Regions from separate parts of the Homo sapiens genome. Here region 1 is linked to region 2. A link is a loop called in an ENCODE intact Hi-C map of the cell type or tissue named here. Cell type or tissue: dorsolateral prefrontal cortex. All regions are shown on one strand. Each heading gives the region's core, and the rest is flanking DNA. Links, peaks and the distances in the headings are about the cores only. Region 1 overlaps LMTK2 (lemur tyrosine kinase 2). Region 2 overlaps TECPR1 (tectonin beta-propeller repeat containing 1).

Region 1 (15,359 bases), core at 10,360-15,359, 72 kb before region 2:
TCCAAAAAAAAAAAAGCTGTAATGAAAAAATAGTGACAATACCAAATGCTGGCAAGGATGTGGAGAAACTAGATCCCTCATACATTGCTTGTGGAAATGTAAAATGATAGAGCCACTGTAGAAAATAGCTTGGCAGTTTCTTAAAAAAACAAAACATACGTTAAGTTATATATTAGCATTAGTTATATATTAGCATTCTCCAGAGGAACAGAACCAATAGGATGTGTATGTACATGTATATCTAAAGAGAGATGTTTTTAAAGGAATTGGCTCATGAAGTTACGGAGGCTGGAAAGTCTAGAGTCTGCAGGGTGGACCAGGAGGCTGGAGACCCAGGGAATAGTCGATGTTGTAGTTTAAGGCTGAAGGCTGTCTGCTGGCAGAGTTCTTCCTTCTGTGGGGGAGGTCAGTCTTTGTTCTGTTAGGATCTTCAACTGATAGATGAGGCCCACCATTGTTGCAGGATCTGCTTTACTCCAAGTCCACCGATTTAAATAGTCATCCGCTGGGTACGGTGCCTCAGGTCTATAATCCTAGCCTTTTGAGAAGCTGAGGCTGGAGGATTGCTTGAGCCCAGGAGTTCAAGACCAGCCTGGGCAATGTGGTGAGACCCTGTCTGTAGAAAAAATCAGAAAAATTAGTTGGGCATGGTGGCATCACGCACCTGTAGTCTCAGCTCCTCAGGAAGCTGAGGCAGGAAGATCACTTGAGCCCAGGTGTTCAAGGCTGCAGCGAGCCATGATCACACCACCGTACTCTAGCTTGGATGACAGAGTGAGACCCTGTCTCGGTAGGTAGGTAGGTAGGTAGGTAGGTAGGTAGGTAGGTAGGTAGGTAGATTATAGATAGATAGATAGATAGATACAGACAGGCAATAATTTCATCAAAAAACACCCTCACAGAAACATAATAAGGATAATATTTGACCAAATACCTGGGCACTATGGCCCAGCCAAGGTGACACACAAAATTAACCGTCACATCATACAGCCCAGCAGTTGCATCCCTTGCCATTTATTCCAGAGCAGTGAAAACTTTTTTCCGTACAAAAACCCTTGCATGATTGTTCATAGCAGCTTTATTTGTAATTGCTAACAATTGGAAAAACTAACATGTCCGTCAGTAGGTGAGTGGTTCAGCAAAGCAGTACACATTTCCTGGAGCACTGCTCCCACATTAAAAAAAAAAAAAAAAAAAAATGAACCATTGACACATGGAACACCTTGGATGACCTCAGGGGGATTATGTTGAGTGAAAAAATCAATCTCAAAAGGTCACATACTATACCAATTCCATTTATATAATATTCTTAGAATGAGAACATTCTAGAAATGGAGAACAGGTTAGTGGTTGCCAGGGGTACACATGGGTGGGGCGGGAAGATCTTTGTGGTGATGGGATAGTTCTGAGTCTCCATTGAGGTGGTGGTTACACACATCTGTGCACGTGCAGACCTGGCATGGAGCCCTGCACACACTTTATCACAGTGGCAGTTCCCGGGTTTGGGTGTTGCACTGTACGTCATTGTGTCAGATGTAACCAACAGGGGAAACTGGGTGAAGGGTATACCAGGCCTCTCTCTGCTGTCTTTGCAACTCCTGTGAGTTCATAATTGTATCAAAATAAAGGGTTTTTTAAAAAATTATTTTGGCATACCTTTTATTTAACTATATTTTCTTTTGGACACAATATTTTCCAAAAGGAGTTTGCATATACTGTGGAAATTTATGGAAAAGAATGTATAAGCTAGATAGCCTGAAGGAGAAACTGAGTTATTTAATATCTGGACTGAAATACATATTGAATTTGTTTTGTTGTTGTCGTTGTTTTGAAGCAGGGTCTTGTTTTGTCCCCCGGGCTGGAGTGCAGTGGTGTAGTCATGGCTCACTGCAGCCTCCACCTCCTGCGCTCACGCAATACTCCCGGCTCAGCTTCCCGAGGAGCTGGGACCACAGTTGCGCGTCCCCACACCCAATTAGTTTTTCTGTCTTTTGTACAGATCTGGTCTCCCTTTTTTGTCCTGGCTGAAATACTTACTGAATTTGTATATACAGTTGGCCCTCTGTATCCACAGGTTCTGTGTCCATGGATTCAACCAATGGTGGATGGAAAATATTAAAAAAAAAAATGGAAAGAAATAATGCAGTAGTAAAAAAAATATAAATAATACAGTATAACAGTTTTTTACATAGCATTTACATCGTATTAGGTATTACAAGTAATCTAGAGACTATTTATATGGGCGGATGTGCGTAGGTTATGTGTAGATAATGACACCATTTTATGTAAGAGACTTAAGCATCTTTGGTTTGGATTTTGGTATCTTCAGGGATTCATGGAACCAGTCTCCCGCAGGTACTAAGGGATGACTGTATAGTCTGCCCTCTTTTAAATGCTGCTTTAAAATATTATCTCCTAACTTAAATTACTAAAGATAAAAATTCTTGAGGCCAGGCATGGTGGCACGTGCCTGTAATGCCAGCTATTTGGCCAGCTGAGGTGGCAGGATCACTTGAGCCCAGGAGTTGGAGGCTGCAGTGAGCTATGATTGCACCACTGCACTCCAGCCAGGGTGACAGAACGAGACCCTGTCTCTTGAAAAAAAATTTTTAAAGTTTCTTATGTTAAGATTTCTTTTTTAATTTGTGAAAATATTCACTTGATTGGCTTTGAATTACTTGCTAGATAACTTAGTATACACCTTTTAAGTATAATCTTCGTGATCTTTTTAGCCTGTCATTTATGTAAATATTATATAAATTATTATGAAAAAATTTGGATTACTATTTGAATAATTTTATTAGTATGCTTTTGTTTGAATAATGTTATTATCATGCTTCCTGATGAACAATATTATGGCTTTTATTTTTCCCAGCATTCTTCAGCATCCAAATATTCTTCAGTGTGTTGGACAGTGCGTAGAAGCGATTCCCTACCTCCTGGTGTTTGAGTTCTGTGACTTGGTAAGTTCCTTGAAGGAATTCAAGTTCGAGTATTCCAGAGGTTGTATTCAAGTGTTTTTGACAGATGGACATGCTGGATGAGGGGTTGCTTTCATGTCTGTCCCCCACTTGAAGAACTTTATGATGAGTTACTTTTATTCCCTTTGGTGATGGTGATAGTGTTGACTGACACTTACATAGTGGTTTGTTACACTGCAGTCCCTGTGCTAAGCTATTTAGTTGCCTTACCACACTTAATGATAACAAACTCCAGAGTTAGGTACCAATATTTGTCCATACTTTCCATGTGATGGCCATGGTGTGGATCAAGTGTGTAGCACAGCCAGAGCCAGAGCTTGGGTCTAGATGTGCCCTCCTAAGAGCGTGAACCAGGCTTGAAACATCTTGAAACACTTTAACCCCCTGAGAGAGCCCAAGAATCGCTTTACCTAGAGTACTCCTCATCCGTCAGCATCTGAAAATAGCAAACGTATGTGACATTTATATGTTTAAAGAGTTAGATTTATTTTCTTAAAAACCTTATTTCTTAGCATGATAATATTATTTATTGGACAGTTGGAAAGATTGTTCTTTGTGCAGTTTCATGAATAATTTCAGTAGTAATTTCTATGTGAAATTTCCTCTAAACATCTTTTCCCGCATGCAGAATATTTCATCTTTTTTAAAAGCCCATTTTTAGCATGTAATTGTTATCTTCCAAAAACAGTGGTGAGCTGTTAATTGGATGAGTCAGGTTTTAATTGATTTCTTTGCATCATCTCAGTTTTCAGAACATTGAAACTTCCATGGCTGTGCATAGAAAAATAGGAGTACCCCAAAACAAATTCCCAGTTAATTCAAATAATATTTTCATCTGTTTAAATAAAGAACAGTAAGCATCGTGATTTTTTGTTTTAATTCCTAAGTGTGATTCGAGTATTTCTCTCATTGGCAGAGGTGGTTGATTAATAAACTTGATAACATTAGCTTTTGTTGGATTATGTAATAGTTACCCTCAAATATCTGTGGCTCATTGCAACAAAGTAGTTCTCACTCATCTTAGGTGTTGGCTTTGAGTCAACTGTGGCTCTCTTCTGGGCTGCATTCATCTTCACTCTAGGATCAGTGTTTTTTCGTGCCTGTAGATGCTGGAAAAGAAAAAAAGAGAAAGTGTATTCTGATGTTGTTCCTTAAAGCATTCTTCATGGCCTCTGGGTCAAGTTTGTGAGGTTGTTTAAATCTCTCATATCTTCTGATTTGGGGGAAGGAGTGTGGAGGGGGTTTGAGTCAGTTTTCTGTTGGTTACTGAGAGAGGCTCTAGTTAAAGATTTTCCTTATAATTCTGGTTGTTTTTACATTTTGATGCCCTGTTATGTAGGCATGAACATTTAAGGTTGGTATAATTTCCTACAATTTCAACCTTCTATCATTATGAAGGGGCTCTCTTTAAGGTTAAAAGCATTAATAAAGATAAAGTCTGGTTTTATTGATACTAATATAGTTAGACCAACTTTCTTTTGGTTGGAATTTGCCTGTCAAATTATATTTCTGTCAATCCTTTTCTTCTCTGGTTTACACCTCTTGTAAATAGTTTGTTGTTAAAAAATTTTTAAATCTTGCAATCGTGGTCACTTAAAATGGAATATGTAGTTCATTTACGTTTCTTGTAATTAGTGAGATATTTGTAATTTTATCTACCTATTTGGTATTCTTTTTTGTACCCGTTACAATTTTTCTTTTTTGCTTTTTTTCTGTTCTTCTTTGGGATTCTCAATTTTTTTTGTTTGTTTCAATTTTCCCCATCTACAAGTCTGGACTTGAGATATTTGTTTCTTAATTTTTTGTGTGGTCGCACTAGAAATTACAGCATGCACATTTTTTAACCTAACAAAGTCTAAAATTAATATTTTAATCCTGCCCCAAAGGAGCTGGAAACTCCTAGAGCTCTCTCTCCATGTAAGGAAAACTGGAATTAAACCTACTTTTCTGGGCCACCCCATATTCTCTGCCATTGTGGAGGATGCTTATTCATTGGGCACTTAACTGAAGTAAGGCAGCATGCTGCACCTGGAGATACCGAGACTCAGTGTGCTCGTTGTCCTCCAGGTCGCCCAGTGAGAGGTGACACAGGATCAATTATTTAGTAGAGGCATGAGAACTAAGAGGAAGGAGTTCTCGCTGGGATTTCTCAGGGTGTTATTGCTTATTATTATATAATCGGTTTTGATGATCTCGATATGATCAGAGTTATAAAATTTATGATCTTAGGTTATTGTGATATAAAAATAGCTTCCTTTTAGTCTAGCTCTGTGTGACCCATGGAAGGTGATTTTGGCACTGACACAGCATCAACAAAAAAAAGTTAGGACACAGAGATGCGCCCTCAGGTGACAAGGCAAGTCTGCTCGTCAGAGGCCCGCTATTCTGAGCTGTTTCATGTTGCCTTTTTTGGTCCCTAAGCTCCTTATATTAATTATAAATAACAGTTGAGGCATAGTCTTTGTGAGTGACCATCACAGAAATAGAGCCGGAGGCAGCATCTATTTGACAATTGCCCGTTTCCCGGCTGATGGAGGTGGCTTGGAAAACTATCTCATATATTTTAGCATTTTCCAGTTCTTCTTTGCCCTTCTGCATGCGTTCTTGAAAGTTCCAGTAGACAATGTTAGTTTTTTCATACAATGGTCAAAGACCTTGTCCACTCCGCTTCATGTTTTCTTCTGAATGGGTTCAGAAGATGGGCTTTGTTTTAATGCTATTTTAATGTATTTTTTATAGCAGCTGTCCTTTTTGGGACTAGTAATTTAACCAGTTTTATAAAGAAACACAAAAACATGGTGGAATAACTCCTTTATGTTACCATAAATGACCCAGTGTTGATCTAGAGTATTTCTGTATCTTTATCATTGTACAGACATCTTTATGAAAATATAAGAAATACATCTGTTCTTTAACTCAGCATCCTTATAATTTTTTCCCCAACAAATTTAGAGCTCAGACTTAAATACATGTTATCCAAATACTTAGACTAAGTATTCAAAGCATATTAACTTACCTAAATTTGATTGGCTCTTATACTTTGGGGTGAATATTATGCATACAGCCTTCTAGAATGAGCAGATGTGACTTCATGAAACACATTTTATGTGACCCTCCTAAGTCACTCGGGGACGGTCACTCCTGAACATCCCGAGGAGCTCTGGTCGCCATCAAAAGCTTCCACTGGCAGTGCAGAGCTAATAGCTTGTTTAATTTAAGCGTCCCACCTAATGGTACATTGATCAATAAAATTTTTTAAGCCATCATTGTTCCTCAAATAATTAAAAATACAATTACCATATGATCCAGCTAGTTCCACTTCTGGGGATATATACAAAAGAAGTGAAAGCAGGCCCTCAGGCAGATATTTGCACACGTTATTCACAGTAATGGGTTATTATCGAAACCACTATTCACAGTAGCTGGGAGGTGGAAGTGGCCAGGTGTCCATCGATGGGTGAATGGATAAACCAAATCTGCTCTCTCTGTGCAATGGAGGATTGTTAAAAGGAAGGAAATTCCAACACAGGCTACAGCATGAATGAACCTTAAGGCCATTATGGGAAGTGAAACAAGCCAGTCACAAAAAGACAAGTTCTGGGTAATTCTACTTACAGGAGGGACCTAGAGTAGTCAGATTCCTAGAGACAGAAAGTAGAAAGGTGGGTGCCAGGGGTGGGCTGGGGCTGGGAAATGGGGAGTTGTTTAATGGATGCAAAGCTTCAGTTTTGTGAGTTGAACAAGTTCTGGAGGGGGCTGGTGGTAATGGTTGTGCAGCAAGAAGAATGTACTTAACTCTGGAATTGTAAAGTTAGACGTGGTTACAATGCCAAATGGTATTTTATGCATTTTTTTTTACCCCAGTAGAAAAAAATGGATAATTACCTCCCACAATTTAAGGTGCCATGTCAGGTGCTACCTATGTTCGGAGGCTAGGATGCCCTTTGGAAATCTTTGGTTATCACTTGGCGTGGCCAGTCATATATCAGAGTCAAGGTCATAAACACAGGGTGCCACCAACTTGTCCAGCAGTGGGAGGTCACATTGTTTCCTTGGGCAATTTCGTACATATCACTTCTGGGCTCTCGTAAACTTGAAAAGGAACAGGTTTTCCAGCAGCAAGGACTAGGGGCCTGACAGGGTTCTTGGCACTGAAGTCCAGCTTCTCCGGGCTCCCACCGTGTGGCAAGAACGGTCAGGTAGCACCAGCCCAGGGAGCCAGAGAGGGCATCTACTTGAAGGGACCGAGGGTTGTCCCATGGGACACACCAAAGTGTCTCTTTGACACTGAGCCCAGCTCCCAGCCTGGATGACCCAAAACCTGCCCAGAAACAGGCCTTTCTGATCAGAGGGGCATAACCCAAGGCAGGACCTGCCCCCTGGCCGCAATACAAAGGGCACAAAGGGCACAGAGGGCAGCGGTCTGGGCTCTGTAAAAAGCTGCTGTGGCCACGGTGAAGGACCGGCTATCGCTGCCTGTCTTAGCAGGTCAAGAGCGATTGAATGAACAGTGGCCTTTTCAGTCGTCATCCTGCAGTCATCATGCCCAATGATAACATCTCCCAAGTAGAAAGGAGAAAATATTTTTGCACTTACTTAATTCCTTGTAAGATGGAATTAACCAGCCTGTTTTTAAAAGGCACTTAATCATGGAATTTTTATGAAAGTAAATGAAAACTCCTCTGAGTGCATTTTGTAGCTGGCCTGCAGCCACAGATTTGCAATGCTGACGGTGACAATGTTTATGAGAGGAGCCGAGAGATGACTGTAGGGTGTTTTATAGAACTTGTTGCCATGGCAGGTACACGCCGCTCTCACGTGAATATCAAGGCAATGAGACTTTTGATTAAGGATCACTCACTCAACAAAAATGGATTGAGCAAATTCGAAGTGCCGGGAGCTGCCTGGTGCTTTAAGGAACACAGAAGTGAATAAGCCCCGCCCCTGACTTGCCTGCTCGGATGTTCATTCTGCCACTCACTGGTTTATCACCTTGGAAAATCCCTTAACCTCTTCTGTAAAATGGCAGTAATACTGTCTCCCCTTAGAACTGCCCTGACCATTAAGTAAGATGATGGATGAGATTACCGAGCACAAGGAAAATGCTCAGTAAGTGGTGGCCATTTTTAGTTACTAAAATTGATTGATTCTAATTATTAAATAAAAGCTTGGGTAGTGCGTATAGAAGTACGGGAGTCCTAACCAGGATCACTGGGGAAGGCTTTGTAAAGGCAGTGTGGAGACAGGGGATGCTGTGCCCTGGTGGCGAGGCCAGCTGGGTCTGTTGGGAAGGCTCAAGTGGAAGGGGTAAGGACAGAGAACAAAGCACGCTGGAGACCAGGCTGCCAGCCGGGAGAGAAAAAGGAGGATGTAGACTAACCTTTGCCACATCCTAGTCTTTCTTATTGGTCAGCAATTTCTTCAGCTCCATCACCTGGCCCCGGAGCAGATGATACTGTGTTCTTGAATGTTGTATCCTGAGCTCCTTTACTAAATTCAGCCAGTAAAACATGGAGTCAGTTTCTGAAGGCAGTTCGCAGTGGAGAAGGGGAAGGATGTCCACTGTTTCTGAAGGCAGTTCGCAGTGGAGAAGGGGAGGGCATCCGCTGGCTGTCCTTTGACAGTAGTGCGTTGCTCTGTGGGACTTGGGCTCTTCTGTTTCTCATGAAGAGCGGTGACTTGGGGGCAGAATCAGAGGAGCTTAGACCCATGGGCTCTTAGACCTGGAAGGAACCTTGGCCACTGCCCACAACGGGGAGTACGATGAGGAAGCTCTGAGCATTCTGGGCTAGGCCCAGTGCTGGGCATTTGATGTATGTTCCCATCGAGTGAGTTGTCTTGACAACGCTGTGAGACCCATAGCAGTAGCTTCAGTCTACAGATGAGGAAACCAAGGCCGAGAGAGGGGAAGGGACTGGCTGAAGAATCAGACCCAGGCTGCGTGTGTCAGGGTTGGTGATGGACTTGCCTGAGGGTGCAGAGTTACCAGTGCCAAAGTGAGTGTGTTTACGGGTGGCTTGATTTTATTCTAATTTTATTCTATTGTTTTTAAAAATAGAAATGGGGTCTCACTATATTGCCCAGGCTGGTCTCAAACTCCTGGTCTCAAGTGATCTTCCCACCTCAGCCTCCGAAAGTGCTGGAATGACCCGGCCCTGTGTACTTTTATACCAGGTGGTTTAATGCCACTACCAGCGGGAGGCCTCCATTTTAGAATTGGCCTCTTTGGTGCAGAAATGCCTAATTAATGGGCAGCTCTTCTTTATGAATGTAGTTATTAATAAGCCCCATGCACCAGGGCACCTCAGTTCAGCAATTTCTCCTCAGGCACCGGGCACACCAAGATGGATGACGTGTCGTTGCCCCTAAGGAGCTCATGTAGAGGAGAGGGGACACAGAGTCACGGTGGAACAGGCGTGAGGAGAGCTGGGGGCACAGGTGGATGGGGTCCCTGACCAGAGCCAGCAGAGGGGAGGCCTGTGCTGGACAACCGCATGGGTTGAGGTGTGGGGGTGATTGGGTCGGGGGTACGTTCCCAGTCCCTGCGTCTGCCCTGTTCCAGTGCCCGGCCCTGTGCTGGGGCCCTGCCAATGGCCTTGGCCCTCCCCACGCCTGGCTGCAGCCCGGGCACTACGGCCTTGGCCCTTGCTGAGTCTGCCTCGGCTGCCTCTGGCCAGGCCCTTCCGGTCTTCCCTGGTGCCTGCTCTCCCTCCCCTGCATTTCCTCCATCAGCACTGCTTCCCCATGTGTGTGGCCACACTGCTCCTAGGTGCTGTCTTCTTTCTCCCCTGTTGCTGCAGTGACAGGTCATCGCTGCTTATAACCAAGGTGTGCACCTGTAGCTGGAGCGCTGGAGCCACACGGAGTGGCAGCTGTGATTTCAGCAGAGGTTCTCTGGCGCCCTCCGATGGTGCTTGGGCAGGCTGATGGGGGCCTCACTGTTGTCTGTAAAAGTTTAAAAAGAAAAACACTTTTAATAGAAAAATTTACAGAATAAGGATATAAAGAAAAATATTTTTGTACAACTGTGCAATGTGTTTTTGTTTTAACCTAAGTGTTATTACAAAAAGACTCAAAAGTTTTAAAAAATTAAAAAGTAAAAAAGTTACAGTAAGCTAAGGTATATTATTGAGAAAGACAAAATTTTTATATAGATTTAGTGTGGTCTAAGGGTCTCTTGAGCCCAGGAGGTCAAGGCTGCATACAGAAATACTTGCCATCGTGTTACAGTGGCTTACACTGTTTTCAGTGCAGTAACATGCTCTATAGGTTTGAAGCCTAGGCTGTAGCAAGAAACCACCCTCTGTAGCCTCAGGGTGCAGTAGGCTGACCATCTAGGTTCATGTAAGTATACTCTGTGATGTTTGCACGATGGTGAAATTGCCTAACAACACATTTCTCAGAAGGCATCCCCAGTGTTAAGTGACACACGACTGTATTTTAACAGAATTTTGGAATAATTTAGACTCTCTGTTCTCAAAGTAACATTTACTATACAAAGATAAACTTTCAAAGAGAATCAGATTTTACTTAAAGAATATTATTTTCCCAAATTAAGTGTCTTTGGCTAGCTTTAATGTCCAGAGTAATGAAGTAATAAATTTAAAAGCCCAGTAAAAATGTGAAATTTCAGATTTACTCCTAAGTTCATTCTTATTAGATTATTAAATGGAAATGATAGGGTGGGGCGGCTTTGGGAAAACAGTTGTCCCAACTTTAACCTGTAGGGCATCATTTAGAATGTCTGCCTAAGTGTTTTTTCTTTTTTCTCCCATTCATTAAGCAAATATTAAACACATGCTGTGTGCCCAGCACTGTTCTAGGTTTTAGAGACACAATAGGGAACTAGACGGAGTCCTAGCCATGTCTAGCTTGCTTTCTAGTGGTAGAGACAGACAAGGAAATAAAACAGCAGGGAGGAACCCAGGCTATCACGGTTGGATTTATGTTTTCAGGGACTGGCTTTGGCTGCTCAGGCGAATGGATGCAGGGAGGCCGCAGGGAGACTGGCGCAGGTGTGTCCTCAAGGTGGGGTGGTGCTGGGACCAATACCACAGCAGCGGAGGCATGGGAGGTAGTTTGAAAACAGACCCAGAACTTGGTGACGGGTTGGATGTGGCTGCCTAGAGGCAGAACTCACAAATGACATCTTCACTTTTGGTCTGACGCACTTGGAAAACGGCGATGCCACTTACTGAGACTGGCAGAGGTTTGTGCCAGAGGGCTCTTAGGCATACAGGGAGGGAAGTTGAGTCAGGAGATGAGGGGCTGGGCCAGAGAGCTGTACGTGAGGCATGGGCTTTCAAGCCATGGGGTGGCTGAAACCCCTGGTCGGGGAGCGCCCCCAGGACTGAGGACCAGGACGGAGCTCCAGGGTCCTTACGGATCAACGAGAGGAGGGAGAGCCAGTGGGGGGGCCGAGGAAGGAGCGGCCAGTGGGATAAGAAGAAACGCAGGAGGTTGCGGTGCCCGAAGGCTGGTGAAGAACATGTTTAAGCAAGGAAAGAACGGGCCGGTCTCCATTAATGCTGGTGAGATGAGACCCGACCAGCTGTGCTTGGGGAGAAGTGGGCAGGTCACTCCTTGATAGGCCTGGCGAGAGCAGCTGCCACTGAATGGTGGATGCAAGTGCTTCTGATGGTGGCAAGGGGTTCCTGAACAAGGAGCCAGGACCGACCAGGCTTCTGAGGAGTTTAACTACGGAAAGGAGAAAGAAGTGGAGGGCTGGGGAGGGGAGGGCTGGGTTTACCTGGGAGGTGTTTGGGGCCAGAGCAGAGAGAAGAGATGGACTCTCGAGAGGACTGAGCTTAGAAAGGCACAAGACGAAGAATCCATGGCAACCAAAGAGGAGATGATGTATAAGGTTATGGATGCCAGTGGGCGGGGGGACCAGTGGTGCTGAGAAAAAATAGACACAGGCAGAGAGCTGCTGGGAGGGAAGCGAGGCCCCGGGCTTCGCGGAGGCGTGGCGGCGTCAGCTGCCCCAGTCTGCATGTCTTCTATTTCATTAGCAGAAGCGGGGGTGTTGCGCTGTCTATATCATTCTTTCATCCTTTCAATAAAATTATTGAAGATTATGTTTTTCCCCAGAATCATCCTATTAAACATATAAATGACTTTAATTTTTCAGTTCTAAAGCTATTTACTTGTTGACTTTTTACACAGTACTGAAATTAATTAATTGCTCCTAGTGTCCTGCAGAAAAGCTATATAAAGCCCTCCCTGGCCATTCATGTCAGCATTGAGGAGCGGGCTTGCGAGGAACCTATTTACAGGTGTTTGAATGACTCATTCTACCAGGGCGTTGCAGGTCACTTGCTCTGCTGATGGAGAGCTTGGTGTAGCGCTCTGCTGCCATCTAGTGTCCTAAGTTTTCCTTCGGGAGTTTTTTGGGGGGTTTTGGGAAGCTGAGAAATTTTTAAAACTTGGATAAAGGAATGTTTATTTTAATTCAGAATACATTGCTATTCTTGGTGAGCTTTTTTCTTTAAATAATGGACCAAAATAATCATGTCTATTCACTAAGCACCATTAAAGTACAAATAAATCAGATAATATGTCTGTTTTGGATAGAATGAATCAAATTTTAGTACTTGCTTAACATAAACATTTTTACTCTAATTAAAGATTTTATGTTGATTTTTTCTTTTAAACTGTGGTACCAGGAGAGCTCTATGGACCTTTCTGAAACATAGAACTAACCCTGGATCCTACACAATCCATGACAAGTCTCAACCATGAGAACCATGACCAGGGGCCTCCAGTAATCTTTGATGTTCTTCCCTATTCCTGGGTTAAAGATATTTTTGCCTGGAATGTACTGATTTTATCTATTCTTAAGTAAAATCCCTTTCTGTTGATTATATTCTGTCTTTGAGTGAAATTTGGGAAGTGGGCTATTATGGAGAGAAGACATTTTAAGAACAGTGAGTGTGGTGAATATACTTTAGATACCCTTGAGAAGCAGCCACGCCCGCTCTGCGCTTCCTCTGCCTTCATGGCTGGGGTGGCAGTTCACTGCCTGCCAGCAGCTGCTGTTGGTTTTAGGATTGGCCAGATTCAGCCCAGCAAAACCATGTTTTCGTGTGAGAGTAAGTTTTTCCTTAGATGGGTATTGGTGGCGGAGGGGTTAGGCAGAAGAATTTCATTACCATTTCATTGGTAATGTAGATAGACTTAAGCTTTTTTCATGTTTACTTTCTCTATGGGCTACCTTATGAAACTCCCAGCTGCCTGTAGTCCTGGAGTTTTTTGCTGGAATTTTTCTGGGTGAATTTAATTGTCTTCTGAATCATTTGTTATCCTTACAACTCCCAAGCTCCACAGAGCCTAATCTGAATGGAGGGGCATATGTTTTTACAAGAAAAAAAAAAAAGTTTTCTCTTTCTCCTCTGGAGTGGCTTCTAATTTCGTTGGAAACAAAGGAGAAGGCACCACGTTTGGAAGGAAATGTATGAAGGACAGCAATGCCAGGTGCACGGCACCGAGGGAAGACCACTGCTCCCCTGGCAGAGCAGTCACATGACGCTTGGGAGACCCCAGCAGATTGATAGGATTGACCTTCAGTTATTTTATGTTCATTCTTATAAAATACATTGATGTTGTCTGCATACTGATTTAATTCACTTGCTAAATAGACCTTTCTTGACTAGTTGGTAAGCCGAAAAGTAGAAGCACAGCCCTACCATTTATTAGCTCTGTGGCCTTGGGCAAATTTCTTACCCTCCCTAAGCCTCAGTTCCATATCTGGTAAACATCTCATATTGTATTTGCAGTAACAAGTGCAAAAACTCCTAACATAACGCTTGGCTCAGGGCTCAAAGCACAAATGGTGGCAACTATTAATATCAACATTATCACTCATGTAAAGATCTTGGAAACTGGGAATGGAAACAAATTTAGATTCTTGGAGTGGACCTAGAAGTTACCTCAGAATGTACTCAGTATTAAATGTGGGTAAATGTTTGTAAAGGAATACTGTGTTTTAAGGTTTTATTCTGGGAGGTATTTGATAAATTGGCTATCTTCAGTAACAGTTACAAGACATGTACTCTTTAGTTGGTCAAGGAAAATGCCCTTCCTCAGGAGTCTTTTTTTTTTTTCTTTTTTTTCCCGCTCCCCGCCTCCAGCCGTCTTTTCTTGACTCAGATTTAAAGAACACTGAAAGCTATTGGCTTGCTTTCTAAATTTTATTAACTGATTCGAGGAAACTTTAATTTGGAATGAAATCATATCAATAAATATTTAATCATATGGTAAGGAGAATATGGAAGATTTTATTCCCTCAGAAGGTGTTCCCCATAACAGATACACGGTAAACTCCCAAAAACATAGTATCCTAAATGAAAATCATGAAATAAAGACAGCGTAACACAGGGAAGTCTTGGAGGAGGCCTGGGGAGCCCTGCAGTGTCATGGCCATGTGCTGGGCATCTGACTGTAAGTTTGTTTATTTTCCTGCTCAGGTTGCTCCCCTTTGAAGAGTAGGCTTGTTAACGTGGTGAGTTTTTCTGGAGTGGCTGAAATGTTCTTTCTCTTCACCGTCTCAGGATAGCCCAGGGTCCTGGGGAAGCTGGGGGAGACCTGAAACAGTTGTTGCTGCACTACCTGGACTTCTCCTTTCCCACCCATTTTTCTTTCCTTCTCTCCCGCTCCATTGCTCCTCCAAGCTTTGGCAGTAACCACGGCGCCTTCGTGATGAAGCGCTCACTGCCCAGGGGCCGCCTGGAGTCCATAGAACAGGCAGTGTGAGTGGCACCATTTCTTACACTCTCCGTGTCATCTCCTAGGTAACCTGGGAGTTTCTCTAATTCTACACAGCATTTAGTTTAAATGTGCATCATTGCAAAACTATCTTTTTTTAAACTGTTTTGTGTTCCATGTGTTTATGTGACAAAGATGTTAACTAGTTAGAATGTTCCTAAAAGCATAATAGTGTTCTATACTTTCGCAGTATTGGGTTGGAACTTCTTTAAGTATGAACAAAAGAAGTTTCTAATAAATAATCTTAACAGTTAGTGTTCACCGAGGCACGTATTTAAGCGCTCACTTTATTCCTGTGGCTCGTTTGGAAACTCACACGGGCTGACTTTTGCAGGGTGACCTGAAGGCGTATCTGCGCAGCGAGCAGGAGCACATGCGGGGGGACTCACAGACCATGCTGCTGCAGAGGATGGCGTGCGAGGTCGCCGCGGGGCTGGCCGCCATGCACAAGCTGCACTTCCTGCACAGGTGGGTACCTGCGTCAGCGGTGCACGCCCCACACAGCACCGGCGGGACAGTCCAGAGAGGCTGCCGAGTTTGTGAAACTTAAGGAGGACAGGAGGTGGCAGAATGAACCCAGCTCATGTAGGTAGAAGCGATCTCGTTCTTACCCAT
Region 2 (15,613 bases), core at 6,523-11,522:
GGGGCAGTGGACACCATCACAGGCAGGCCCGGGGTGCCAGGGGAGGAGGGCGGGGCTGGGGGTGCCCAGAGGAGGAGGCAGGGCTGGGGTAGGGCCCACCCAGCACTCCCGGCTGTCAGCCCAGCTCCCCCTATGCTAATGATAACAGTGACGCTGCCGGACACCCAATAGGTGCAGGCTGAGCCAGGGCTGTTCCGTACAACCTCCTCTCTCTCAAACAGCCAGAGTGGGCACTGCCATCCCGCCTTCTGCATGGGGAGACAGGCTCGGGAGGGTTCCGTGCCTGGCTTTGGTGTCACAGAGTGAGCCAGCGGCAGAGCTAGAACCCAAACCACAGCCTACTTGTGTCCAGGGGCCTTTGGAATGAGGCAGGTCACATGCTCTGTGTGACTTCCCTGTCACCCCCACACTTGACCTCTGAGGGCCGGGCTCTGCCACAGGATAGTGGGGCAGAAGCAGGGTCAGCCCAGGGGTGGGGTCTCCGGCCGCCCTCTGTGCTAACTCCTTGCAATCACACGCTACACCCCTGGGCGCCCGGGGTTCCCTCCAGCAGGAAGAGGATGACGTGGTTCCCCTCCCTGGCCACCCTCCCTTCCCCACCCACCACCCTCTGAGGTTGCTGCCGTCTCTGGGTCCCCAGGGCCTCCAACGAGTCTGGAACACAGTGAGGCCCAAACCAAAGTCTTCAGGATGGACGAAGAAACCCTGAGCTCATTTCTCTATGCCTGCATCTGGGCGGGAGACCAGGGGATGGAGGCATCTATCTGTTTCTCTCAGAGCTGGTACACAGCAGGCGCTCAATGAATGATTGCTGGAAAAAAAAAAAAAATGCATGCGCAGCCACCGGGGCACCCACCTGCTCCACGGCCTGCTCGTAGTGTCTGAAGTTCTCCAGCTCCCGCTTGGTCCTTTCCGTGAGCTGCTGGAAGATCTGCTTCCTCCAGGCAGCGGTCTGGGCCGGCGTGATGGACAGGGACAGCATGTGTACCGAGGAGGACAGGCCTGTGGGGCAGAGAGAGCCTCAGGGCCGGGGCACTGTCCTGCCCGCAGCTGGGCAGGAAGCCACGGCGCTCCCCTCCACCAAATCAGCCCTTTCTAGCTCAAAAGCTACGCTCTCTGTTAAGCCTCCTTCCACCCTTTGCCCTGTTGGATGAGTTGCTCTCCCCCAGTAATTCAGCCTGGAAAGCAGCCACCACCGCTAGCACAGGGGAGGGGCTGCAGACAGGGGAAGGGGCACTGGCCACCGTGCTTCCAGGTCCTGACAGCCTCGGGCTGGTCTCTGGAGGCCACAGAGGAGCGCAATGCCTGGCTCAGAGCTGCTGAGCACAGTGAGGCGTCCAGGGAGGACAGCAGGCCTGCCCGAGCCCCCTGACCCCGGCCTCCTCCCACACCCCACACCCCCAGGGCACCTGGCCATGTGGATGCCCCCAGGCCCTGCAGGAGCCCTTACCCGCCTGGACAGTGAACCATCTGGGCATGGCACATGCCTCCACCACGCAGCCGCCTCCCGACACCCAGGCCCACAGCGGGTGGTCATCCACCCCATACGGCTCCTCCAAGCCCAGTGGGAGGAGCCCCAGAGAGGAGAGGCTGGTGGTCTCGGGGAAGCCAGCGGCCGAGTGGCTGGGCACTTTCTTGGCCTCCTTGAGGTCAATATTGGTCCAGGGCAGCTCGGCCGGGGTGGGGGCCGGGCCGGGGTGCGTGTTGGGTCTGGCCTCCCTGCTGCCCTCGGCTGGGCAGGCATCTTCCACGGTATCTTCTGCGGTCCTGCCAGCCCCCAGGCCTGAGGCTGAGTTCCCTGTGGCATTCTTGGAATCGTCTAGAGGTTCTGCAGGGAGAATCTGGCCAGGCCCTGGTCTCTCGACTTCCGAGGAGGCATCGGTGTCGCTGGGGGCAGACTCGCCACTACCCCTCACCTCATCACCGAAGAAGCAGCCGGCACTGGGGACAAATCAGGGCAGACCCATCACTCCCTTGCAGGGGAACAGGCGCTGTCAGGCAGGCCCAGCTCCAGCGTGCTCCACCATGACTGCCTGTGGAAACTTGGGCAAGTCAGAACCTCTCTGAACTCCTGTCTCTTCCTCTGTGCAAGGTATACATCAGCACCTGCTTCCAGGGAGCTGACACCTGGGCCACCCTGCAGACCAATCACATCCACATATCTGAGAGTGAAGATCTAGAATTAGTATTTCTTCTTTTTTTGAGACGGAGTCTCACTGTCATCCAGGCTGGGGTGCAGGGGCACAATCTCAGCTCACTGCAACCTCCGCCTCCCAGGTTCAAGCGATTCTCCTGCCTCAGCCTCCCGAGTAGCTGAGAGATTACAGGCATGCACCACCACGCCTGGCTAATTTTTGTATTTTTAGTAGAGACGGGGTTTCACCATGTTGGCAGGCTGGTCTTGAACTCCTGACCTCAAGTGATTCGCTGGGCTCAGCCTCCCAAAGTGCTGGGATTACAGGCGTGAGCCACCGCGCCCGATCATAAACCTCTTTTCTTTATAAAAGACCAGCTTCAGGATTCCCTTATAGCAACACAAAATGGACTAAAACGCGTTTTCAAGCCTCTTGGATATACACCCAGCAGTGGATGTGCTGGCTCACATGGCAGTTCTGGGTTTCATGTCTTGAGGAATTGCTAAATTGTTCTCCACAGTGGCTGTACCATTTCACATTCCTACCAGCAGTGTATGAAGTTCCAATTTCTCCATGTTCTCACTAGCATTTGTTATTGTCTTTTTTTTTTTTTTTTTTTTTTTGAGATAGAGTCTTTCTCTGTTGCCCAGGCTGGAGTGTAGTGACGTGATCATAGCTCACTGCAGCCTCGACCTCCTGGGCTCATGTGATCCTCCCACCTCTGCCTTGTAAGTAGCTAGGACTACAGGCCCATGCCACAGCACCCAGATAATTTTTTAAAAAATTCTTGTAGAGATGGGGTCTCACTATGTTGTCCAGGCTGACCTTGAACTCCTGGGCTTAAGCGATCCACCCACTTTGGCCTCCTGAAGTGCTGGGACTGCAGGTGTGAGCTACCGCACCCAGCCTTGCCTTTCTTCCACTGACTTTTCACTCTCTTGATAATGTCCTTTTGATTCACAAAAGTTTTTAATTCTGATGAAGTCCAATTTATCTGTATTTCCTCATTGCCTGTGCTTTTGGTGTCATATCTAAGAAGCTATCGCTAACCTCAAAGTTATAAAGATTTGGCATCTGTAGTTTTTGAAGCTTCTCAGCTGATTCTAATGTGCTTTCCAGTTTAAGAACTAACAGCTGGGGCCAGGCGCAGTGGCTCACGCCTGTAATCTCAGCACTTTGGGAGGCCAAGGCGGGAGGATCACAAGGTCAGGAGATCGAGACCATCCTGGCTAACACGGTGAAACCTGATCTCTACTAAAAATACAAAAAATTAGCCAGGTGTGGTGGCGGGTGCCTGTAGTCCCAGCTACTCGGGAGGCTGAGGTAGGAGAATGGCGTGAACCCTGGAGGTGGAGCTTGCAGTGAGCCAAGATCGCGCCGTGGCACTCCAGCCTGGGCGACAGAGTGAGACTCCGTCTAAAAAAAAAAAAAAAAAGAACTACCAGCTGGCGGGGTGTGGTGGCTCACGCCTGTAATCCCAACACTTTGGGAGACAGAGGTGGGAGGGTCACTTGAGGTTAGGAGTTCAAGCCTAGCCAACATGGGGAAACCCTGTCTCTACTAAAAATACAAGAATTAGCCAGGTGTGGTGGTGAACATCTGTAATCCCAGCTACTTGGGAGGCTGGGGTGGGAGGATCACTTGGGCCCAGGAGTTTGAGGCTGCAGTGAGCCATGATCACACCACTGCACTCCAGCCTGGATGACAGAGTGAGACTGTCTCAAAAAAAAAAAAAAAAAAAAAAAACACCATCTGAGCAGACTAAACCCTCAGGTGACACATGAGCAAACGCCTGCCCTGGCTGTCCTCCCTGGGCCTCTGGGCTGACAGCACGGCAGGGTGGCAACCACCAGGCTCAGGGCACAGAGGGGTGTGGACCAGGGGCTAGGGAGGGTCACAGCTATAGGTGGAAACGTGGACGGCTGCAGAGCCTGGGCCCTGAGCGCCATCTCCATCCATGCCCATGATGTGGACACGCCCGCTGCAGAGCTGAGATGTCCCCAGCTCATCCACTGAGTCGCCTGCCTGTGCTCTCACGGCTGGTGGGCAGAGCTGGGGCTTGTCCATGCTCTTTAGACCCACGGACCACCAGGTGCAGCCCCAAAACTGCAGCAGCATCACCTGGGGGCTGGTGAGAAATACCAAGTCTCAAACAAACTCGGGGTAAGACCCGGAGATCAAAGTCTGAACAAACCCTCCAGGAGACCCCGATGCCTGAGTCTGAGACCACTGCTGCAGGCTGGGCAGAGACCCTCTGTCTTGTCCTTGTTTCCCCTGGACAGAAGGGCCTTTACTTCCACCCCAGAGAAACTGTTTCTGCCCCAGATCTTCAGCCTCGGACCCAATGGGACAACCCAGCTCAGGGTCGAGCCTTACCTCCATCACGACAGCCCAGCCTTACCCTGCTCCCAGGTGCCGCCACCAGCAGCCCAGAGTATGTCAAACACCTCCAGTGGCCACCCCAGGCTGCCCCCAGGACCTCCTCTCTGTGGGACCGAGGCAGGAGGGCTTCGGCTCTTGTGGCTTTTGTGAGTGGAGACCCATTTTCTCCTGCCTGGGACAAGTCCTGGGACCCAGTGGGGCAGGTGGCAGCCTCTTCTGGACATGACCACCTAGGCTCAGACGGCCCATCCCAGCCTGACTCCTGCGCACCCTGCCACCCCCAGTCACCTGAGGAGACTAGACGAGCTGCCAGAGTGTGACCGGTCACACTCTCGGGCCGCGATGATGGCTTTCCAGGTCTTCCCACTGAGCTCGCTGGGGGTGACACCCTGCCGGAAGTACACGGCTCGGTCCTCACAGCCAATGCCCCACACCTGGAAGAGAGAGGCTGTGTTCCGAGGAATCTGGGCGCAGGCCCGGGGGCTCTTCTCGCTTCCTAGGGGTGCAAAATGCAGGCAGGGTCCTCCATGTGCAGGTGTGTGTGGGCTGGGAAGGTCCATGCTGGGGCTGTGTGGTGGGCACAGAAGTCAAATACTGGAAGGGGGCTCAGGAGAAGCTGCGACCTGGTCCCGTCTCCCTGACCTCAGGCAGACCCAGGGTTTCAAGGTGACAAGGTCCACGGGAAGTGGCGGGGCTGGGGGACGCTGTGTTAGGAAATGAGGTTCACCTGCCTCCCTGTCTTGCGTGTGCCCTCTGGTGGGAAGCAGATGCCCCCAGTGAACCCAGAGGTGGTCCTGGTTTTGTTGTCTTTGTTTTTTGTTGTTGAGACAGAGTCTTGCTCTGTCACCCAGGCTGGAGTGCAATGACGCAGTCTTGGCTCACTGAAACCTCCGCCTCCAGGGCTCAAGTGATTCTCCTACCTCAGCCTCCCAAGTAGCTGGGATTACAGGCTCCCATCACCACACCCAGCTAAGTTTTGTTTTGTTTTGTTTTGTTTTTGAGATGGAGTCTTGCTCTGTCACCCAGGCTGGAGTGCAGTGGCGTGATTTCGGCTCACTGCAACCTCCGCCTCCCAGCTTCAACCGATTCTCCTGCCTTAGCCTCCAGAGTGGCTGGGATTACAGTCACGTGCTACCACGCCCAGCTAATTTTTGTATTTTTAGTAGACACAAGGTTTCACTGTGTTGGCCAGGCTGGTCTCAAACTCCTGACCTCAGGCGATCCACCCACTTCACCCTCCCAAAGTGCTGGGATTACAGGCGTGAGCCACTGTGCCCGGAATGTTTTTGGTTTTTTTTAGAGATAGGATCTCACTCTGTCACCCAGGCTGGAGTGCGGTGGTGCAATCATGCATGGCTCATTACAGCCTTGACCTCCTGGGCTCAGGCAATCCTCCTGCCTTGGCCTCCTGAGTAGATGGGACTACAGGTGCACACCACCACACTTGGCTAATTTTTAAATTTTTGTAGAGATGGGGTCTCACTATATTGCCCAGGCTGGTCTCAAACTCCTAGGCTCAAGTGGTCCTCCCACCTTAGCCTCCTAAAGTGCTGGGATTTACAAGTGTGAGCCACCACACCTGGCCGTGGTGTTTTTTTTTTAAGATGTAAAGTAACTTCCCTGATTCTGACCTCACTTTCCATGGAAAAGGTTTCTGGGTAGGCATCCTACTCTCTGCCTTTGGGCAAGAAGTAAGGTTTGCTAAAGGGCCTAGGTGGCCTGGCTAGGTAGGCTGTGGCGTCTCTGTCCCTTGGCCCTGGCAGGCTCGCCTTGGGTTCAGCACCCCTGTGCACTAGCAGGTGCCTGTCTCCCCCTGGCCTCTGGGTGCTGTGCCACCGGGGGGGTGGGAGGAGGGTGTGGCAGCAGAGGGAAGCCTGGCACCTCAGAAAGAACTTCTTGCTCAGTACAATGGAGTGGGGGGCTCTCCTACAGTGGGAAGCGGCCACTAGGCTATTGGGTGGCATCAGGAGCCCCCATTCTGAGACCCCTGCTGTTTAGGGGCTGCAGACCCACGTGCACACCTGGTCGTTCATTCCCACGTTCACCATCGTCATCTCACCAACCATCTCAATCCAACTGGTGCCGCAGGGATTGTGAGAGTTGACGCCTCTTCGGAACCACACCTGGGGGAGTCAGAAATAAACATGCCTTCCTGGAGGGCCACTGAAACAGACGGTTCGTTCGTTTAAGCCTCAGGGAGAACAAGTGAATAATTTGATCCTTTGGTTCACGTCGCAAATGAGCAGTGGTACATCATTTAGCGAGGAAGCCCTTATCCGTGATCCACGCCGCTCTTCCCACACCCTGACCGCATCTCCTGTGCCTGGCACTGTCCCACGAGGGCTGAGGGTCCTCTGGCCTCAGCCACATGTGTCCTGGCAGCTTCCTGCCCATTCTCCAGCCTAACGCTTGGAAAAGGCTACTTTATTTGAATTGAGTTGGTCCCTGTGAAAGACAACGGCCTTAATACTGTTATTTAGGAAAACTAGTTTTTAAAAAGCTCATTATTAGAAAAAACAAGACCCCTATTTTGGGTCTATTCTTAGTACTTCAAGAAATACTTAAAGTGAAGTATTTTCATGTCGACGTGTAAAAATACACACACTCCCACTAGATTTTCCCAGACTGTCTGTGGCTCTGTGATTCAGCGGCTGGTCATGCTCCACCCCGCCACCCGGCATTCCATCAGGGCTCTTCTTATACATTCTCCATGGTGGCCTGGGAGGCCCCGTTAGTCTCAGACCTACTGGAGACCTTGTGCTATTAGAATGCCTGAGATGCTGCCAGACACGGTGGCTCACACCTGTAATCCCAACACTTTGGGAGGCTGAGGCGGGTGGATCACCTGCGGTCAGGAGTTGGAGACCAGCCTGAACAACATGGTGAAACCCTGCCTCTACTAAAAAATACTACAAATACTAGTCAGGTGTGGTGGTACACGCTTGGAACCCCAGCTACTTGGGAGGCCATGGCAGGAGAATCGCTTGAATCCAGGAGGTGGAGGTTACAGTGAGCTGAGATCGGGCCACGGCATTCCAGCCTGGGTGACGGAACGAGACTCTGTCTCAAATTAAAAAATAAAAAAAAGAAATCCAATGTTGCCCATTTAATCCAAAGAAAGTGACACATGGCTGTAAGAGGGGCTTGGAAGTTGTGGTCTCTGGGAAGTGGGGTGACCAGGATCCAATGTGGGGGACAGTCTGGTCTGTATTTTTGTGGGCTGGGAGTGGCCTCAGACTCTGAGAGCTTCAGCACTGGAGATACAGATGCAGACGTGTGGGCCGTCCATCCCCCGGGCCAGGGAAACCCCCTTGACAAGCAGTTAGAAAAACCCTGTGACTGGCCAGGCACGGTGGCTCATGCCTGTAATCCCAGCACTTTGGGAGGCTGAGGCGGGCGGATCATGAGGTCAGGATATCGAGACCATCCTGGCTAACTCGGTGATACCCCATCTCTACTAAAAATACAAAAAATTAGCCGGGCGTGGTGGCGGGCGCCTGTAGCCCCGCTACGAGGGAGGCTGAGGCAGGAGAATGGCGTGAACCCGGGAGGCGGAGCTTGGAGTGAGCAGAGATTGCGCCACTGCACTCCAGCCTGGGTGACAGAGCGACACTCCGTCTCAAAAAAAACAAACAAAAGAAAAACCCTGTGAGTAATCGGAAATCGGCTGGTTTTATTGGACTTGCCGCTGATAAGATGCAAAAGACAAGCAGTGACTAGAGGATGGGGAGGCGCTTGGTTAATCAAGGGCTTCAGGAAATTCGCTTCCGATTCTTCGAAATGTTGCAGCCTATTAGGTGATACTTGCAGTTGCTGCATTTGGGTACCAGCGTGTGGGTGGAAGAGGATTTTACGGCACAAAACGTCCTGGAGATTGGCAACAATTTCAGCAACAAACAATGCATGGTGCTCAGCTGGTGCCGGATTTGTTCTAATGGGTTTTTCTTTTTTGAGACGGAGTCTTTCTCGTTGCCCAGGCTGGAGTGCTATAGTGCAATCTTGGCTCACTGCAACCTCCACCTCCCAGGTTCAAGCAATTCTCCTGCCTCCCAAGTAGCTAGGATTACAGGTGCCCGCCACCATGCCCAGCTAATTTTTTGTATTTTTAGTAGAAACAAGGTTTCACCATGTTGGCCAGGCTGGTCTTGAACTCCTGACCTCAGGCAATCTGCCCACCTAGGCCTCCCGATGTGCTGGGATTACAGACGTGAGCCACTGCACCCGGCCTGGGTTTTTCTTTTTTTTTAATTTGAGACAGGGTCTCGCTCTGTCACCCAGGCTGGAGTCCAGTGGTGTGATCACAGCTCACTGCAGTCTCCAACTCCTGGGCTCAAGTGATCCCCCAGCCTCATCCCCATCTTACCTTCCAGTCCTTGGTGACAGCCCAGACCACGCTGACTCCCACCGAGATGTGCATGACCCCGTTTTCAGATCCAGGAGGCTCCACGATGGACCAGGAACTTCCTACCGGGCCCCCAAGAAACCCCCAGTGGCCCCCATCAGCCTGGACAGCTGGGGAGCGAGTGACCCTCACCCTTCTCCCCAGTACAGGGTATGTGGGTGGGGGAGCCGGGCTGCCCACCTTTGGGATTGCTCCTGTTGATTCCTTCCCGGACCAGGGCCTGTCCCTCCCAGAGTGTGGCCCACAGGAGGTCGTGGGGCCCACAGCTGATCTGAACCACCTCCCCGGGGGTGTCCAGCAGGGACCAGGAGGACCCTTCGGGGTTGGAGTGGCTGACGTCCTCTCTGTACCACACCTGGGAGGCAAGACAGGGACACAGCACCTGCATCAACTCATTCACACCAGCCAAGCACGGGGGTCTCGGTGTGGTAGGGGGTAGGACCCATGTCCCCTGACCGTCCAGATCTCACTCCCTGCCCCCTACCCCGGCCAAAAAACGCAAACCCTGGATTCCGGTGGTCCTGAGGGATACACTTGTTCCATTCATCTGTTTGGGGTGATGCCCCCAACCCAGCCCACTCATGGACACCCACCCACCACCTGATTCCAGTCTCAGGCATGTGGGTCTCCGGCCACTCTGGCCAGCCCGTGTGTCCCATGCCCCCTTGTGGCGATGTGCTCTCAGGACACCCGGCTCCAGGGGAGGCTCCAACTCCCATTCATAAACTATCTAAGACGTCAGTTCTTTTTTCCTTCACTGAATGGTTAAGACTGGGAGCAACGTGCTCAGAGCGTCTGAACTGTTTGGCTCATTTTAGCTGGGGGAGACTACATGTCACTTCGTGATCCAGAAAGGGCAAGGGACCCTCCCCATAGGGCTGTCTTCAGACAGGGGACCCAGCCTCCCAATCCTGCCACCATCCCCCTACAGCAGGCCCTGCAGGACCAGGCCTAGGAGCCTCCCTTCGGCTAGCAGGTGGCCCATCTGTCTCCCCAGCTTCTACAGAAGCCCAGGTCCTGGTGCCACCTCTCATGGACCACAGGTGTGGTGCAGGCAGCACCAGCTCACGGCCGACATTCCAGGACACAAACGCTGCTCTGCAGCCCCTGTTCTCCCCTCTCTCTCTTTGCATCCAGATGGCCATGGCCCCCCGATGGGGGCTCAGTCCTGGGGCAGCTCCCTCACTCTGCCCGGCCCCTCGCCACCGCCCTTCAGCAGGGCTGAGGAAGCAACTGTGTTCGCCTGTTCCCAGGCCAACGTGGCCGCAGAGGGGGGCTGCGACAAAACTGGCAACTTCTGAATAACTGCTAAGCCCACTGGGGAGCTGTGGTCAATGCGTGGTGAGAGCGACTGAAGAATCCTGCTGTGCAACAGAAAGCCATGACTCGAGTGTCAGCGCCCTGAGTTCAGGACCCTCGGGGCCTCTGCTGCCCTCAGGGGCTGCTTCGATTCCTCTGCTTAGTTCACAAACTCCTTGAGACAGGATTGCCTCTCTCTAAACAGCCACAGATCCACTACCCACCTACCCACCCACCCATCCATCCATCCATCCACACATCTGTCCACCTGCACACACCTTCCATCCATCCACACATATAACCACCTATCCATCTATCCATACACCCACTCACCCACTCACCCACCCACCTACACACCCATCCATCCATCCACACACCCACCCACCCATCCATCCACCCATCTATCCATCCATCCGCACACCCACCCATCTGTCCATCTGCACATACCTTCCATTCATCCACACATATACCCACCTATCCATCTATCCATACACCCACTCACCCACTCACCCACCCACCCACACAGCCATCCATCCATGCACACACCCATCCATCCATCTACACACCCACCCACCCATCCACCCACCCACCCATCCATCCATCCATCCACCCATCCATCCATCCGCACACCCACCCATCTGTCCATCTGCACATACCTTCCATTCATCCACACATATACCCACCTATCCATCTACCCATACACCCACCCACCCACTCACCCACCCATCCACACACCCATCCGCCCATCCACACACCCACCCACCCATCCATCCACACATCCACCCACACCCATCCATCCATCCACCCACCCATCCACCCATCCATCCACACACCCACCTATCCATCCTTCTGCCCACACACCCACCCATCCACCCATCCATCCACACACCCACCTATCCATCCATCTGCCCACACACCCACCCATCCACCCATCCATCCACACACCCACCTATCCATCCTTCTGCCCACACACCACCCATCCGTCCAGTGGCACACCTTCTGTCACCCACACACCCACCCCCACACTATTCCTGAAGACTGTGGGAGGCACCAGCAGGGAGCTCAGAAACTGTCTTGAGGAGGCCGCATTGATGTGCCTGAGCTGAGGCTGGGCACTGATCAGCACGCTGGGGGCTCGGAGGAGAGAAAGGCCAGGAGCAGGCATGGGGTGGGGGGGCCGGGGCTCCGGGGAGGAGCAAGACCCAGGGGGTGCACAGGACAGGACCCACAGGAGGTGGGATCGTGGGGAGCCAGGGCAGGGAGAGGGGTTGGCCTTACCTTGCCCTGCAGAGACACAGCCCACACTGACAGGCGGCCCACAGGCTCCTCCGTGATCTCCCAGCCCCCTACAGAGAGGTCGTTGAAGGGGTCGGGCAGCTCCTTGGGGTCATCCTTCGAGGGGATCTGAAGGAAGGAAGTGAGAAATGGTAGCAGTCAGCGCCCAGTGGGCACCTGGGCATGCACCCACCTCCCGCCCGCCTGCCATCCGGACTTCCATTCTTCAGCCCAGCCTGCAGCTGCCTTAATTCACAGGGAAGGCAGCATCAGGACTGTGGGGGCCCCTGCCCGGCTAATTTTTGTATTTTCAGTAGAGACGTGGTTTCACCATGTTGGCCAGGCTGTTCTCAAACTCCCGGCCTCAAGTGATCCACCTGCCTTGGCTTCTCAAGTGCTAGGATTACAGGCATGAGCCATCACACCCAGCCTCTACAAAAAATTTAAAAGTTAACCGGGCATGGTGGTGCATGCCTGTAGTCCCAGCTACTAGGGAGGCTGAGGTGGGAGGATTGCTTGAGCTCAGGAGTTCCAGGCTGCAGTGAGCTGTGACTGTACCACTGCACTCAACAGAGTGCAACAGAGCGAGACCCTATCTCTAAAAAGAAAAAAAAATAGGGCCAGCTCCCTGGTCTCCTGGCTTCTCCCAGTCCCAGGGGCAGCCCCACCTGACAGCCCTGTATGTCCCAGGGAGGCCTCCACTCATTGGAGGCCACGCCAAGACCTGGGTCCAGTGCTGTGCTCCCTAAGCTGGGAGGTTCTTCTGGGTCATGGAGCAACGCTAGAGCCAGAGGTGCCTCCCTTGGCTGAGGGGGAGGACAAAGTGCCAGATGGAGGCTCAGTCTGGGACAGAGCAGCTTGGACACCAGGGTCAGGGCAAGTTCTGTGCTGTCCTGGGCCTGGCCTGGCTCCCTGTGTGACTATCTCCCAAGTGAAGGGACACGCAGTGTCGTGGTGTTCCCGGGACAGGAAACAGCTCAAAGGCCAGGTCCCGAGGTGGGCGTGGTGTCCCCTGGTGCACACAGGTGGGGAAGGTGGAGAGGAGGCTGCATGTGACACTCTGTCCTGGCCCTATCCTGCCCCCAACCCACATTCAGGAACAGAGACCTTGGCCCAGATGTCCCGGGACTTGTATCTCCTGTACCGGATCCACTTCCGGCGCCGCACACAAGAATTCCACTTCTTGTCTTTCGTGTAGGTGGCGGGAAAGTCGATGGCGTACGTCCACCCCTGAAACACCAAGGAAGGGGCTCTCAGGCTCTGCGGGGAAGGCATTTGAAGAGCTGGGGAAGGTGGGGAGGGAGGGTGTGGCCTGAAACACCCGAGCTCAGGCACCACAGGGTGCAGGGGACAGAAGCAGGGACAGGCGGGAGGCACCCCCTCCCCACAGGGCAGTCATGGAGGGTCCCAAGTTCACCTACCCCTTTCTCAGTGGGTTCACCTCCAAAATTCTCATCCACGTACCAGTCAGACTCCCACTCCCAGTGCGGCGAGGGCAGTGCCACCCTGTCCAGCGGCCGGTGCTGGAGCCCACTCACGTCACTCCACCCCCAGCGGTCACTCAGCAGGAGCTTCTCACAGAAGCCGCCCATGGGATTCCAGCGCTGAGGGCCGGGGACACAGAGGCGGCCTTGGACCCAAGCCTGCTGGGCGGGAACCCAGGCGGGCCAGGCATCTCCAGGACCAGCTGACCCTGCCCAGCCGACCCCCTCATTGATCTCCAGAATAGGAAGTGAGCAGAGGGCCTGTGTGGGACCCAGCAACTGGGGACCCCCATGCCACTTCATCATGAGCCAGCAAGTACATCAGCACAGCCCCAAAGGGCAAAGAACCTCCTGCCAGCCACGGCGCTGTGAGCAGGGCAGGCGGTGGAGGGCACACCTTGTCCTAGGCTCCCAGAAACCACTGGAGCCTGCCCTCGTGGGGACCTGGCCAGACTGCTTTGGTGAGGACACAATAGTGGCTTCAGCCTCAAAGACCCTGGATACTATGCAACTTGAATTTTTTTTGGAGGGGCGGGGTGCAGGGGGACAGGGTCTTGCTCTGTTGCCCAGGCTGGAGTGCAGGGCACGATTATGGCTCACTACAGCCTTGACCTCCCTGGCTCAAGTGATCCTCCTGCCTCAGCCTCCTAAGTAGCTGGGACTAAAGGTGCACACCACCACACCCTGCTAATTCTTGTATTTTTTTTGTAGAGGCAGAGATTCACCATGATGCCTAGGCTGGTCTCAAACTCCTGAGCTCAAGCGATCTGCCCGCCACAGCCTTCCAAAGTGCTGGGATTACAGGCGTGAGTCACCACGCCTGGCAGCAACACAGATTTTAAGTACAAGGAAGGAAATGAAGGCAGGAACTGGTGGGGAATCTGGGGCCTCTATTTCCCTTCTGTGGTTCATCATTTTAACCAATAACCCAGCGAACTGACCCGCTCGGCAACTCCAACCATGAGGGTCACTACCTGATTCTCATAGGCCTCCTCTCGGCGGCGGATGGGGACATCGCTGGCACACACATACACGTAGACCTGGTTGTCACAGGCAATGCCCCAGCAGCACTGCGTGGTGGCGCTGACGCGCTTGAACTCCAGCTGGGAGTCCTTGCACATTTCCCAGTACTGGCCTGCTGTGGACAGCGTGTACACTCTCCCGAAGAGGTCCACCGCCCACAGCACTGAGTTGGGCATGGCAGCGGCTGGAGGTAACCTGCGGCAGGAGGACGAGGGCCAGCGTTCAGGCTCCCAGCCCAGGGGACATCAGAGTCATGTGAAACCTGGGAGACTTCTACTGTGACTATTTATTCTTTTTCTCTTTTTTTTTTTTTTTAGATGGAGTCTCACTCTGTCACCCAGGCTGGAGTGCAGTGGCGCAATCTTGGCTCACTGCAACCTCCACCTCCAGGGTTCAAGCAATTCTCCTGCCTCAGCCTCCCAAGTAGCTGGGATTATAGGCACCTGCCACCATACCCAGCTAGTTTTTGTATTTTTAGTAGAGACGGGGTTTCGCCACATTGGCCAGGCTGGTATCGATCTCCTGACCTTGTGATCTGCCTGCCTCAGCCTCCCAAAGTGCTGGGATTACAGGCGTGAGCCACCGCGCGTGGCCAACTGCTTATTCTTTCTTTTTTTGTTTATTTTTTTGAGACGGAGTCTCGCTCTGTTGCCCAGGCTGGAGTGCAATGGCACGATCTTGGGATCTTGGCTCACTGCAACCTCCACCTCCCAGGTTTTCTCCTGCCTCAGCCTCCCCAGTAGTTGGGACTACAGGTGCACGCCACCACGCCTGGCTAATTTTTGTATTTTTAGTAGAGACATGATTTCACCATGTTGGACAGGCTGGTCTCGAACTCCTGACCTCAGGTGATCCACCTGCCTCTGCCTCCCGAAGTGTTGGGATTAGAGGCATGAGCCACCACGCCCGGTCTCTTTTTTGTTTTTGAAAGAATTTAAAAATAGATCACTTGAGGCCAGGAGTTCAAGACCAGCCTGGTCAACATGGTGAAACCTCATCTCTACTAAAAATACAAAAATTAGCCAGGCACAGTAGTGTGTGCCTGTAGTCGCAGCTACTCAGGTGGCTGAGGCAGGATAATGGCTTGAACCCGGGAGATGGAGGTTGCAGTGAGCAGACACAGTGCCACTGCACTGCAGCCTAGGTGACAGAGGGAGACCCTGTCTCAAAAAAAAAGAATTTAAAAAGTAGAGACAGGGTCTTGCTCGGTCACCCAGGCTGGAGTGCAGTGGTTTGATTACAACTCGTTGCGGCCTCGAACTCCTGGGCTCAAGTGATCCTCCTACCTCAGCCTCCTGGGACAACAACAGACATGCACCACCATACCCAGCTAATTAAAAATTTTTTTTTTGTAGAGACAGAGTCTCACTATGTTGCCCAAGCTGGTCTCAAACTCCTAGTCTCAAGCAATCCTCCCATCTCGGCCTCCCAAACTGCTAGGATTACAGCCTTGAGCCACCATGCCTGGCCAGATCTTTGTTTTCAAAAGAATCAATGAAAGCTTACAGGTTTAGTTGAATCTCGAAAGATATAACTACCCCACTACTTCCCCAGGGGTCCTTCCCCAGAGTGGGCAGGTCTCCCCGCCATGTTGGCCTCTATCTGGGCATAAT

Evidence for each region. Peaks named below come from ENCODE experiments on the same cell type or tissue, not always from the same donor. Only the 100,000 strongest peaks of a DNase experiment are listed, where the experiment ranks them.
Region 1: a loop joins it to region 2, with 2.1 times the contacts of the local background. A loop is called at or near these places in 9 of 110 quality-filtered maps.

What each region holds. Positions count from the first base shown.
Region 1 is chr7:98,156,463-98,171,821 of GRCh38, forward strand. LMTK2 (lemur tyrosine kinase 2) reads left to right here. Exons shown (of 14, transcript NM_014916.4): 6 at 2,876-2,963; 7 at 15,079-15,212. Among named protein-coding and RNA genes, the nearest start is that of BHLHA15, 47 kb to the right of the region's middle. RefSeq lists enhancers at 6,785-7,294, 7,295-7,803, 9,079-9,596, 9,597-10,112. In dorsolateral prefrontal cortex, for the core only: CTCF peaks have their summits at 12,354 (motif pointing left) and 12,555; DNase peaks (open chromatin) are centred at 11,909 and 12,299; H3K27ac peaks cover 1,631 bases.
Region 2 is chr7:98,231,971-98,247,583 of GRCh38, forward strand. It overlaps TECPR1 (tectonin beta-propeller repeat containing 1), which reads right to left. Exons shown (of 26, transcript NM_015395.3): 3 at 13,952-14,195; 4 at 12,915-13,097; 5 at 12,601-12,723; 6 at 11,497-11,622; 7 at 9,100-9,274; 8 at 8,881-8,981; 9 at 6,539-6,640; 10 at 4,806-4,951; 11 at 1,451-1,941; 12 at 857-1,002. The coding sequence starts at 14,176. Among named protein-coding and RNA genes, the nearest start is that of TECPR1, 12 kb to the right of the region's middle. RefSeq lists a silencer at 1-33 and an enhancer at 8,796-9,698. In dorsolateral prefrontal cortex, for the core only: a CTCF peak has its summit at 9,597 (motif pointing left); a DNase peak (open chromatin) is centred at 9,581.